Regions from separate parts of the Homo sapiens genome. Here region 1 is linked to region 2. The links are chromatin loops, found by intact Hi-C in ENCODE. Cell type or tissue: mesothelial cell of epicardium. All regions are shown on one strand. Each heading gives the region's core, and the rest is flanking DNA. Links, peaks and the distances in the headings are about the cores only. Region 1 overlaps RBFOX3 (RNA binding fox-1 homolog 3). Region 2 holds the start of LOC124904069 (a long non-coding RNA gene).

Region 1 (5,366 bases), core at 162-5,161, 52 kb after region 2:
AATATAGATTAAAACCCCAGTGAGCTACCGCTACATACCTAGTCAAATGGCTAAAGTTATGAAGACTGACAACACCAAGGGTTGCGGAGGCTGAAGAACTGCAATTCTCACCCACGACTGGTGGGAATGTAAAGTCGTGCAACCACTTTGGAAAACCGTTTGGCACTTATTTAGGGCGTTAAAATATACTTACCTTGAGATCCAGCCATTTCACCCAAGAGAAAACAAAGAATATGTCCATGCACAGACTTGCACACACATATTCACAGCAGCTTTATTTGTAACAGCCCCAGACTGGAAACAGCCCAAATGTCCTTCAAGGAATGAATGAGTCAGCGCTTTGTAGCTCAATCCCAGCGTGGAATACTACTTGGCCAGAACAAGGAGAAAAGTATATCTATGTCCAACATCACAGAGGAACCTCTGAATAACTATGAGGAGTGAAAGAAGCCAAGCAAAAAATGACCACAGATGCTACGATTCTATTTATATAAAACTCCAGAAAATATACATATTCTACAGCGACAAGAAGCAGAGTCAGTGCTTGCCTTGGAAGAGGGGATTGGGTGGGGTGTGAGGAAGAGATTACAAAGAGGCACAATGTAATGGTTGGGGGTGATGAATACATCCATTATCTTGATTGTGGTGATGGTGTCATGGGTATACATATATATCAAAGCTTATCAAATTGCATACTCTCTGTGATGTTTATCATACCCCCAATGTACTTCAATAAAACTATTTAAAAAACCAACGTGCAAAAATCCAAGTTTACGGGACCAGGCAAATGACTGCATTCTTACATAGAGTGCAAATGGATTCCTTTTTTTTTTTTTAGACGGAGTTTTGCTCTGTTGCCCAGGCTGGAGTAAGTGGTGCAATCTCGGCTCACTGCAACCTCTGCCTCCCGGGTTCAAGTGATTCTCGTGCCTCAGCCTCCCATGTAGCTGGGATTATAGGTGCCTGTCACCATGCCCGGCTAATTTTTGTATTTTTAGTAGAGACGGGGTTTCACTACATTGGCCAGGCTGGTCTTGAACTCCTGACCTCAGGTGATACGCCCGCCTTGGCCTCCCAAAGTGCTGGGATTACAGGCGTGAGCCACCGCGCCCGGCCCGGCAAATGAATTCTTTATTCTACAAGTGACTCACCTGGGGGCTCCTTCCGATGCTTCCCTGTAAAATAGATTCAGTTTACAGCGGTGGCATCTCAGGAGGCGGCTGTGACGGCTGCTGCCCTCCTCGTGGTGAACACTTGCGGGCGCCTGTGAGGCCAACACCCGGCGGCCTTCCTGTCTACTCCCACGGAAAACTGCATCTAACCCTGACACACACAGGCAGCCACTCGGTACGGGGGACCCTGTTACACACGGCCCACTGTGGGAAGCCTGAGGCCATGTGAAGGGGACCCCCTGGGCTCTGTCTCTTTGTCCTCTTCCTGCTAGAAAGCCGGAGAGCCGGCAGCAGAGCCCGAGCTGCCTCTGCCCGCAGCCCTGAGTGGCTCCGAGGTGACCTGCTTCTAGGACGGAAGCACCCGGCTCAGGTCTAGCCCAGGTCTAGTTCTAATGTCAGGTCTAGCTCCAGGCCATCTGGTCAGTGCCCACTTCTGAGCCAAGGGCGGGCTTAGGGCAAACGCGGTACAAAAAAGAGTGCCCAACTTTTCTAGTTTTGGCTGAAGAAGACTTCATACGCTGACGGATCTAGTTTCCGGTCCTGATTTTTGAAAAACGCAGCGCTGGCCTTGTGCACACACCACCCAAAACCCAGGACCTAGCGAAGAGAGGCCACCTGAGGGCCGATGGCTGCATTTTCTAATTTTGTTCACACTAAATATACATTACAGATGATCTCCAACTTACGAAGGTTTGACTTACGATTGACTTTGAATTTTTCAACTTTATGTTTGTTGGGTTTATTGGGGGCATTAAGTGCTTTTTTTTTTTTTTTTTTTTTTTTTTTTTGAGATGGAGTCTTGCTCTGTTGACCAGGCTGGAGTGCAGTGGTGTGATCTCAGCTCATGCAACCTCCGCCTCCCGGGTTCAAGTGATTCTCCTGCCTCGGCCTACCAGTAGCTGGGACTACAGGCACCCGCCACCATGCCCGGCTAATTTTTGTATTTTTTAGTAGAGATAGGGTTTCGCCATGTTGGCCAGGCTGGTCTTGAACTCCTGACCTCAGGTGATCTGCCCACCTTGGCCTCCCAAAATGTTGAGATTACAAGCATGAGCCACCAAGCCCGGTCCATTAAATTTATTTTTGACTTACAATATTTTCACCTTATGATGGGTTTATCAGGACACAACCCCATTGAAGGTCCAGAAGCATCATACTTGTATAATAATCTCCCCAAAGTAAACTCTGCAAGTGAATCTGTGGAGGGGGTCAGCCACAGGTGGGTAATGGGGGTTGGAGGTACAGAGCAATGGACCAATGGGCTCAGGCAGTAGTAGCCAGTCCCCCAGCGAGGGTCAACACTGGGAACTGAGCTGGTATCCGAAGCCCCTTCCCCGAGGAGACCAGGCCATGGAGATGAGTTGGACCACCCTGGACCAGCAAGCTGGGGCTGCCTGAGGAATGGGTGGCCATGCGCGGAGCACCTGGGGTGGGGGACCTTGGGGTTGGGGGAGGGAAAGGATCAGGAAGGCAGTGACATTGCTTCTCAGGCCAGCCAGAATTGCCTAAAAACAATCGTCCTCCATCCTTACCCCATTTATCCATTTCCCTTTCAGCCCCTCCGGCTCCCAGTCCTGCCTTTCCCAGCACATTTTGGGCTCATCCATGGGGGACAAGAGAGAACACGACACAGAGGTGCTAAACGGCGCCAAGCCTTCCCTCCACAGCCCCCAAACTCTTCCTCCCTCCAGTGGCTGGGAAACCCCAGAAACTCCTGGCTTTCATTATCAGCAGCTCCCAAGATGTTCAACATGCTCATATCTGTCAAAAACTATTCAGGAAAAATAGAGAAAGTCTTTATACCTTTTATTCAGCCAATTTTCCCCGAGGCACTCTGGGCTCTCTAAGAAAAGAAAAAGAGAGAAAGGAGAGAGAATCACAATCAATGTTGTCATCATGCATCTGGTTGCTGGCGATGCTATTTGCTCATCGACTAGGGAAGTCTGGAGGTGGAAGCATCATCTCCCTGGGAGTCCAAGGAAACCTGCCTGGGTTAACCTCTGGCTGCCGTCTGCATCTCAAGCATGGCTGGGAGGCGGCGGTTAGATAACAGGCAGAGATAAAGCAAAACAGGGCACGGTGGACCGGCCACCCAGAGGTTTCAGACTCATTTTCTCTGCGACTCTGGATGTTCCTTTTTTTCCCCCACCTCAAACTCCAAGCACTCCCCAGCCTGGTTTGAGGTTGTCCACAAACGCAGGCCTTGTGGCTTGTTGATGGTGACGTTTAGTTTCACACTGGGTTTCCTCTGCCATGCCGTGGGGATTTGCTTCCTCCTCCAGGTGTAGGGCGGGGGTCACTTTGAGTGTGGTCATGGCATGCACATTCATTTTATTTATTTATTTGTTTTTGGAGATGGAGTCTCGCTCTGTCTGGAATGCAATGGTGCGATCTTGGCTCACTGCAACCTCCGCCTCCTGGGTTCGAGCGATTCTTGTGCCTCAGCCGCCCTAGTAGCTGGGAGTACAGGTGTGTGCCACCCCGCCCAGCTAATTTTTTGTATTTTTAGTAGAGACGGGGGTCTCGCCATGTTGCCCAGGGTGGTCTCAACCTCCTGAGCTCGGGCAATCCACCCACCTTGCCCTGCACATTCATTTTATGTTATTAAAGAAAAGTTATTTAACAAATTCTAAATCCCACCAAACACATAATTATAGAGGCAATCGTTGTATGTTATTGTGAATCAGGTGCACCTACCAGCAGCAGGAACAGCTCAGTGATACGGACAGACTGGCAAGGACCACCACTCACTCACTTTATAATCCAGGGCCCGGGGCCAGGGTATCCACTCCTGCCTAAGTCACAAAGCTAGCTCACTGGGGCCTGGGACTCCACACGAGTGCCTGGAGACCTTCCTTTTCTTAGTAGGTCATTGAGGAGTTCAGAAACAAAGGGGTGTGTGTATAGTGTGCTTTAAACAAACTTAGATTTCCTTCCTTTATTTTAGTAATGTTTCATAATTTTCTGTGTACATGACTTGCACATTTTTTAATTGTGGTAAAATATACATAATATACAATTTACAATTTTAACCATTTTCAAATGTACAATTCAGTGGTATTGAGTGCATTCACACTGCTGTCAATCACTGCTGCTCTCTGATGCCTGAACCTTTTCGTTGCTCCAAAAAGAATATCCATACCTGTTAAGATGCCACTCCCTGCCCCCAGCCTCCTGTGCATATGTGTATGTGTGCGTATTTTTTAAAACTTAGTGCAAAAAATAAAAGCAAGTGAAAAGCTTCTGGAATTGAAAGACGGTCAGACTGGGCCTCTTTCTTCAGATCTAGAAAAATCACCACCACCGTCTTCATCCACATCACTGTAAAAAGGTTACTGCGGTCGTTTAGTTTGCATGGTTTATGAGCCAGGCACCGCCTGTACATTGCTTCATTCAGCCCTCCCAACAGCTCTAGCAGGCAGGTACACTTCTTACTCTTCCCATTCTTCAGATAAAGAAACCAAGGCCCCAGCTGGTGAAGCGACTGTGGCCACAGTAACTGAGTCAGCTGGCCCGTCCCCCAGAGCAGGTTACCCCATCTGCCTGTCTCACCCACAGGTGGAAAGAAGTACCCCGCCCTGTGGGAGGCGAGAATGAACGTGGCCACAGAACACCAAAATGCACAGGGCCTGCCTTCCCTGCTGGAGTTTGTGCAGATCACAGTGGCAGTATTGGGTACTTCATAGGCGGGCCCCTCCCAGCCGCATCAGGGAGGGCTATGGGCCAAGGAGCAGCTGAACTTGAACTGGGCACTGGGCTGGCCATTTCCAAGGTGGCCCTGTGGAGCCCCTGTTCTCCTCCCCAGTAAAATGGCAAAGGTAACTTCTGGCCCGTGGAGCCATCTCCACACACAGCTCACAAAATGACGCTGAGAAGGGCAGGTGTGATTGGAAGGCACTGCCAGTGAGAGTCACTTCGAAAGGAAATGTGTCATCTGAGCGGCTTGCATCAACTGCTGCCTTCGTTAATTTGGGGGATTTTTTTCTATTTTTGAGACAGACTCTCGCTCTGTTGCCCAGGCTGGAGTGCAATGGTGCAATCTCAGCTCCCTGCAACCTCTGCCTCTCAGGTTCAAGCGATTCTCCTGCCTCAGCCTCCGAAGTAGCTGGGATTACAGGCATGTGCCACCACACCTGGCTAATTTTTGTATTTTTGGTAGAGATGGGGTTTCACCATGTTGGTCAGGCTGGTCTT
Region 2 (5,366 bases), core at 96-5,095:
CTACATATGGTGCCAACACTCACGCAGAGGACCTGCAGCCCCCACCTGGGAGGCTGGAGCACCACAGGCTCTCATTTCTAGAGGCCTGGCCGGGTATGGCCCTAGGCCCCTCCTCCTGTGGCCTTTACCTCCGGGGGCTGCTGCAGGCTCTGGCTCATTCCAAAGGTGGTTTGGGATAAGCGGGTTCCCAAACTAAATGTCGTTATTTGTTTCTTAACGGTTCTGGACCGCCCCAGCTGTGTGTGCTCACCTAAAAACATACACCCACAAATAGCCAGGAAATGGCTGCATTCTAGACCTTTCCGGAGTCCACCGAGACACATGGCCAACCACCCCAGCAGAACAGCCGCGGGCGAGGGAAGGAAAGTGAATGCTCAAAGCCCGGGGCAACAGCAGGCTCTGGCTTTCCCAGGGACAATTCGGGATGGCTATGGCTCCGTGGACATCTTTTTGCCTTCCCACTGCCCCTACAGAAAGCTCCAAATGCCACAAGTCAGGGATGCATTCACCTAGCTCTGGAGAAATCGGGGTGTCTTCCCCGTGGGTCATGTTGGTGGACTCACCCCAACTATGAGCGCTGGTCTAATTCTACCGAGACAGCGCCAAATGTGTGGCTGCCATTTTTCGGAGGCTTGCCTCTACTTCATCTTAACTCAGCCCTCACATTCAGCCAGTGAGGACTATGTCATTCAAGGAAGACACTGAGGTTCAGAGTGGTGATAACTAAGACAACAGAATCAATAAACCATGGATTGGTCTCCAGACCAGGACCCTTACTCTAAATCCTACACTCTATCTGCAGAAACCCAGAGCTACGCTTCCTGCTGCCTGGGACATTCCTGCCATGCCTGGGTGGCTGTACAGCAGATCTGTCCCCAATAACCTGACCTGGCCACCCCAGAGATTCCCAAGTCAGTCCTATGCTCATGGAAAACCGGGAGGGGCTGGGAACCTGACCTCGGAGGCCTATCCTGACTCCCTGTGATTCAGTGTCAACTGGGAATTTAGGGCAATGGCCATGGCCTGGGATTGGATGACTTCCTGCCTGTCAGTTTGGGGGCTCCCCAGTGGCTCCTGGGCTGTGTCCAGGAGTCCCCAGATGTCACAGGTGGTCCTGGGAAGATGGCACCAAAGATCAAGGGCCCTGGGCTGCAGGCCACTGCCGGCCACCCTCTGCCACTGCCGGCCACCCTCTGCCACTGCTGGCCACCCTCTGCTCCTGGACCAGCCTCTGCTCCTGACCATCACACAGTTCCCCTGTCCCTCTGCGGCTGCTACGTTTGGCAGTCCCTCATGCATGGGCCCTTGTAACGGGCTGACCCAAGTGCCCAGGGGCTAGCTGCCCTGGGCCAGCTCGGAAGGTCCCATCTTTGCCTTCTCTGTCCATTGCTCCACCTTAAACCACCTTCTATAGCTCCTTGGAGGGCCAAGGGGCACAAACGGGTAAGAACCCATCACCCAAAGGCCCAGACCCCTGGAGTCTCTCATTGTCTCCAAGAAACACACACACACACACACACACACACACACACACACACAAACACACAATCACTCTTCTCCATTTCTCCTCCAACGTGTGCATGGAAGCGGGGGTGGGGAGACATCTTCATGGAGACTCTTGGCCTGGCCTGGCCAAGTTCCTTGGGGTGGGCACCCTGTACTCTCTCTCTCTCCAGTCTCGAAGCCCCCAACACGGGGTGCAGAACGCGTCCTATGGGAACCCCTCTCACTGGGCCCTGCAGGCCCCAGGATGAGCCTGAAGTGCTCACAATCCCACCAGGCTCCTCCAGCAGCCGCCCCCACCCCTGCAGGCCCAAGCAGAGGGTGAGGGTGGGAACCGAAAACAAGGCAGACGCCACAGCGCCAGGAGGAAGAGACAGGCCCAGAGATGTGGGCAGCCAGGGTGGGTGAGGCCAGGGTATTGAAGCCCGGGCCAGGCTGGCGCCGGGAACTGCGGCCCACAGAGGCCGAGGGGCCTGGGGGAGACGAGGGAGTCCCCCTCTGTCCCCAGTGCAGGCCTGGGACTGCACTAATTCCGCATTGGGTGGCAGCGCAGGACCCCCGTCCCCTCCCCCAACGCCCCGGCCGGCCGGCGGGCAGGCGGCTGCTGATGCTCTGTGCGCACCTCCCCACGGGGCATCCTGGGGATCTGGTGGCTCAGAGTCGCCGACTTTCCTGCCCCCACCCAACCCCAACTCGCCAGCCGGAGCTTCCTGCGCAGCCCCCAAGATTGCAAAAGTCTGGCCCCAGCCCCCTCCCCGGCCAGAGCTCCTGGGGCCTCCCTCGCCAGGCGGGTGGCCCACCTCCCCCGCCTCCCCGGAGGCCCGGCGCGCGGTCTGCGCTGCAGCAGAGCTCGGCGCCCCCGCCGCCACCTCTGCGCGCCCCCCGGCTTTCCCGACGCTGCCAGGGAGGATGCCCCGCTCCCCGCCCCGAGTCCCCAGCGGCCCGGCGCGAAGTTCCCCAAAGTGACCCGGGCGCCGAGAACCCCCGCCCCCTCCCCTCGGGCTTCCCCGGAGACTCCGCCCGCCGCCCCCTCCCGCGCCTTCGGAAAAGTTGCGAGCGACGCCCCAAACTCCGGCCCCCCCGCCTCGCGCCGCGCGCGCCCTGGGCGCCCCCGCGCTCGGCCGCCGCGCAGGGGCGCAGTTCCCCCTACCCCAGCCCCGGCGCCATGACGCGGGGAGCGCAGCGGGGGCCACCGGTGGCGGCGGCGGCGCAGAGGCGGCCAAGTGCGGGGCGTGGGCGGCAGCGCGGGGCGCACGTGCGCCGGGCCGGGGGCCGGGGCCGGGCGGGGGGCCGCTTACCTGTTGGAGGTAGAGGAAGGCGGGCGGGCAGGGCACGGAGTGCGGGAGCATGCTGCCGGAGTTGGACAGCAGGAGGCAGCCCGAGTTCGCCATGGAGCACAGCATGGGGCGGCAGGGGGGCGCCCGGCGGCGGCTCTGCGCTCGCTGCGTCCCTCGGAGTGTGCGCGCGCCCTGCCTCCCGGGCGCCCTCCCGGTCTCTCTCCTCCTCCTCCTCTGGGCCTCCCCTCCCCCTCGTGGCGCTCTTTAAGAGGGAGGCATCGAAAGGAGAGCGGCGCGCCTCTGCCCGGTGTTCCCCCTGCCCGGGCGGGGAGGCTGGAGAGAGCGCGCGCGAGAATACGGCCAGAGAGTCTGTGCGCGAGAGATCGGGCGAGCGGGCGAGAGCAGGAGTCAGTCACTTTGGAGCCTCCGGAGCCCTGTCTGCAAAGAGTGGTGCGTGTGCGTGTGTGAGTGCGCGCGTGTGCGCGCGTGTGTAGCGGTGGGAGGGGGAGTCCCTGGCGTACTCCAACATCAAACGGAGCCCCGCGCGGAGGGAAGAGAATCCGGAGCGACGGCACAACAGCTGATCCCACACTTAACCCCTCGCCCGCCGGCACCGGGGCAGCCCTCCCTCGCGCCCTCCCACGCTCGGGCCCCTGCGCGCCCCTCCTCCCCCCCGTTGCCAGCACTTGCTCCTGGCCTGGGGGGTCTGGAATCTCCCTTTGCCCCCGCTCCGTTCTCCGGCCGCTGCGGAGAGGAGGAGCCGCTCCGCCGGCTCTGCGGCCGACCGACCGGAAGGCGCCTCGTCCTGTTTCGCGTTCAGAGAAGCGCCTTTCCTAAGGGAGGCCGGCTCAGTGGCGGGGATGTCGGTGATGTAATCCGAGGGCATCTACGCAGAGGCTTCCGCGCTGGGGAAGGCTTCTCTGGCTGCCCAGGGCTTGGAAATCCAACCAGAGCCTCCAGGAGCGTCTCCTGCCCTCCTGCTGGCCCCCAGACCCCATCATACATCCCAGCCTCCTGCCACAGGCACCTGGTCTTGTGGCTACTTAGATGGGGGTGGGGGACACGGGCACCGGCCACAATGCATCCTCCCCTCCCTGTACCCAGACACACTGGACTTGACGTGTTTCGCTCCCACGGGACAGGCGTGCATAGGTCCCCACCTCCTTGCCCCATTCAGCATGTGGCAGAGGTCTCGGCAGTGCCCCTTGTTCCACCACTGTGACTGTGCACACACCTGCAGCTTCAGCGGCCACACACACACCCACTGGCCTGCCCCGAGTCCACACTCACCAGAGGCCCCGTGGATCAGTCTCAGTTTACCAGGATAAGCCACAGGTGAGCTTGGCTGCAAGAGGGATGGGCTGCCAGTGGCCACTGTCAGAGGCAGAGCCAGTGGCTCATGCCTAACCTCACGCCTTCCAGGAAAGGGGCAGATCCCAGGCACCCAGTACCCATTCTGAACGCACCTGTCCTACCTTAGGGCACTTGTGACTCCCCTCCTCTCACTGCAGACAGTGAGCCCTGAGCTGGAGGGAGGCAGGCCTGGGGCCGCCTGGCAGTGGGGAGATGGCTGGCCCGGCAGTCATGTCGGACCCTCACTTGCTGTGTGATCTCAGGAAGGTCGATTGTCCCCTTGGGGCCTTGGTTTCCACATCCAGCCCGAGAGATGGGTCAGATGTTGTCTGAGATCCCTGTTGCACCCACTGCAGGACACGTGGCCTGAGGGCCATTGAGGAAGAGGGAACAAGGAAGGGAGGGAGAGAAGGGTGGCCTCTCCACGCCCAGTTTAGGAGGCTCCATTTGAACAAGGCAGGTAGGTGCAGGCACCTGGGACCATTCTCTCAGGTGCCCCTTGTTCATCTTCTTCGTAGAGGAGCTGGGATGTGGAGTCCGGGAGGGAGGCAGACAGGGGAAGAGAGAAGGCTCAGGGGAGAGACGAGGCAGGCGAGCTGGCCATCTAGCCGTGTGGTCTGACCTGCAATCCTGCTCTGTGTTCCCTCTGGGGTGGTGCTGGCACAGGACAAGGATAGGGGGCTGGTCTGTCTCCACAGGGTCTTGGCTATGGACTTGATGAGGCCCTCCCTGCTGTCAGTAACTTGGTTTCCCAGCCTAGGACAGTGGTGGGGGTCCCAGCGCAAGGGCCGGGCATGCCTGGGCCAGGAAGATGAGGTGGGTTGTAGCATTTGCCACCTGAGCCTCGCAGAAGGGCTCCTCGTGAGCGTGGTGCCCTGGAGTGGCCCTTGCTGCCTCCCTCCTGAGTCAGGTTGTTCTTGCTTGTTCCAGAAGCCATCCCTCTTTTGTCTTCTCTGGGCACCTGTCCGTCACCACTGCCCTGCTGCACCTTCCCTGGAGGATGCTCAGGAATTCGGGACAGCCACATAGCATTCAGCCGAAACCCAGGCTCCAGATCCACCCTGCCTGTGAATCATTTGCTCATTAATTTGCCATTATGACCATTATGACCAAGTATCTCCTGTGGAATCCAAGCCTCATCCCCTCCAGAAAGGGATTTGGGAGTGCTTCCTAAGCCATGCCTGACACAGAGCCACTTTTTGAGTCAACGCTACTGTTTTTCCTTATTGAGAA

What was found. Peaks named below come from ENCODE experiments on the same cell type or tissue, not always from the same donor. Only the 100,000 strongest peaks of a DNase experiment are listed, where the experiment ranks them.
Region 1: it touches region 2 in a loop (19-fold over the local background); 2 of 110 quality-filtered maps call a loop at or near these places.

Annotation. Positions count from the first base shown.
Region 1 is chr17:79,232,791-79,238,156 of GRCh38, forward strand. It overlaps RBFOX3 (RNA binding fox-1 homolog 3), which reads right to left. Exons shown (of 15, transcript NM_001350451.2): 4 at 2,976-3,015. Among named protein-coding and RNA genes, the nearest start is that of ENGASE, 160 kb to the left of the region's middle. In mesothelial cell of epicardium, for the core only: no CTCF peak of the experiment used is centred there; no DNase peak of the experiment used is centred there.
Region 2 is chr17:79,180,463-79,185,828 of GRCh38, forward strand. All of the region lies in intron 4 of RBFOX3 (RNA binding fox-1 homolog 3), which reads right to left. LOC124904069 (a long non-coding RNA gene) reads left to right here and starts at 2,807. Exons shown (of 2, transcript XR_007065925.1): 1 at 2,807-3,230; 2 at 5,064-5,366. RefSeq lists an enhancer at 2,815-3,695. In mesothelial cell of epicardium, for the core only: no CTCF peak of the experiment used is centred there; a DNase peak (open chromatin) is centred at 3,075.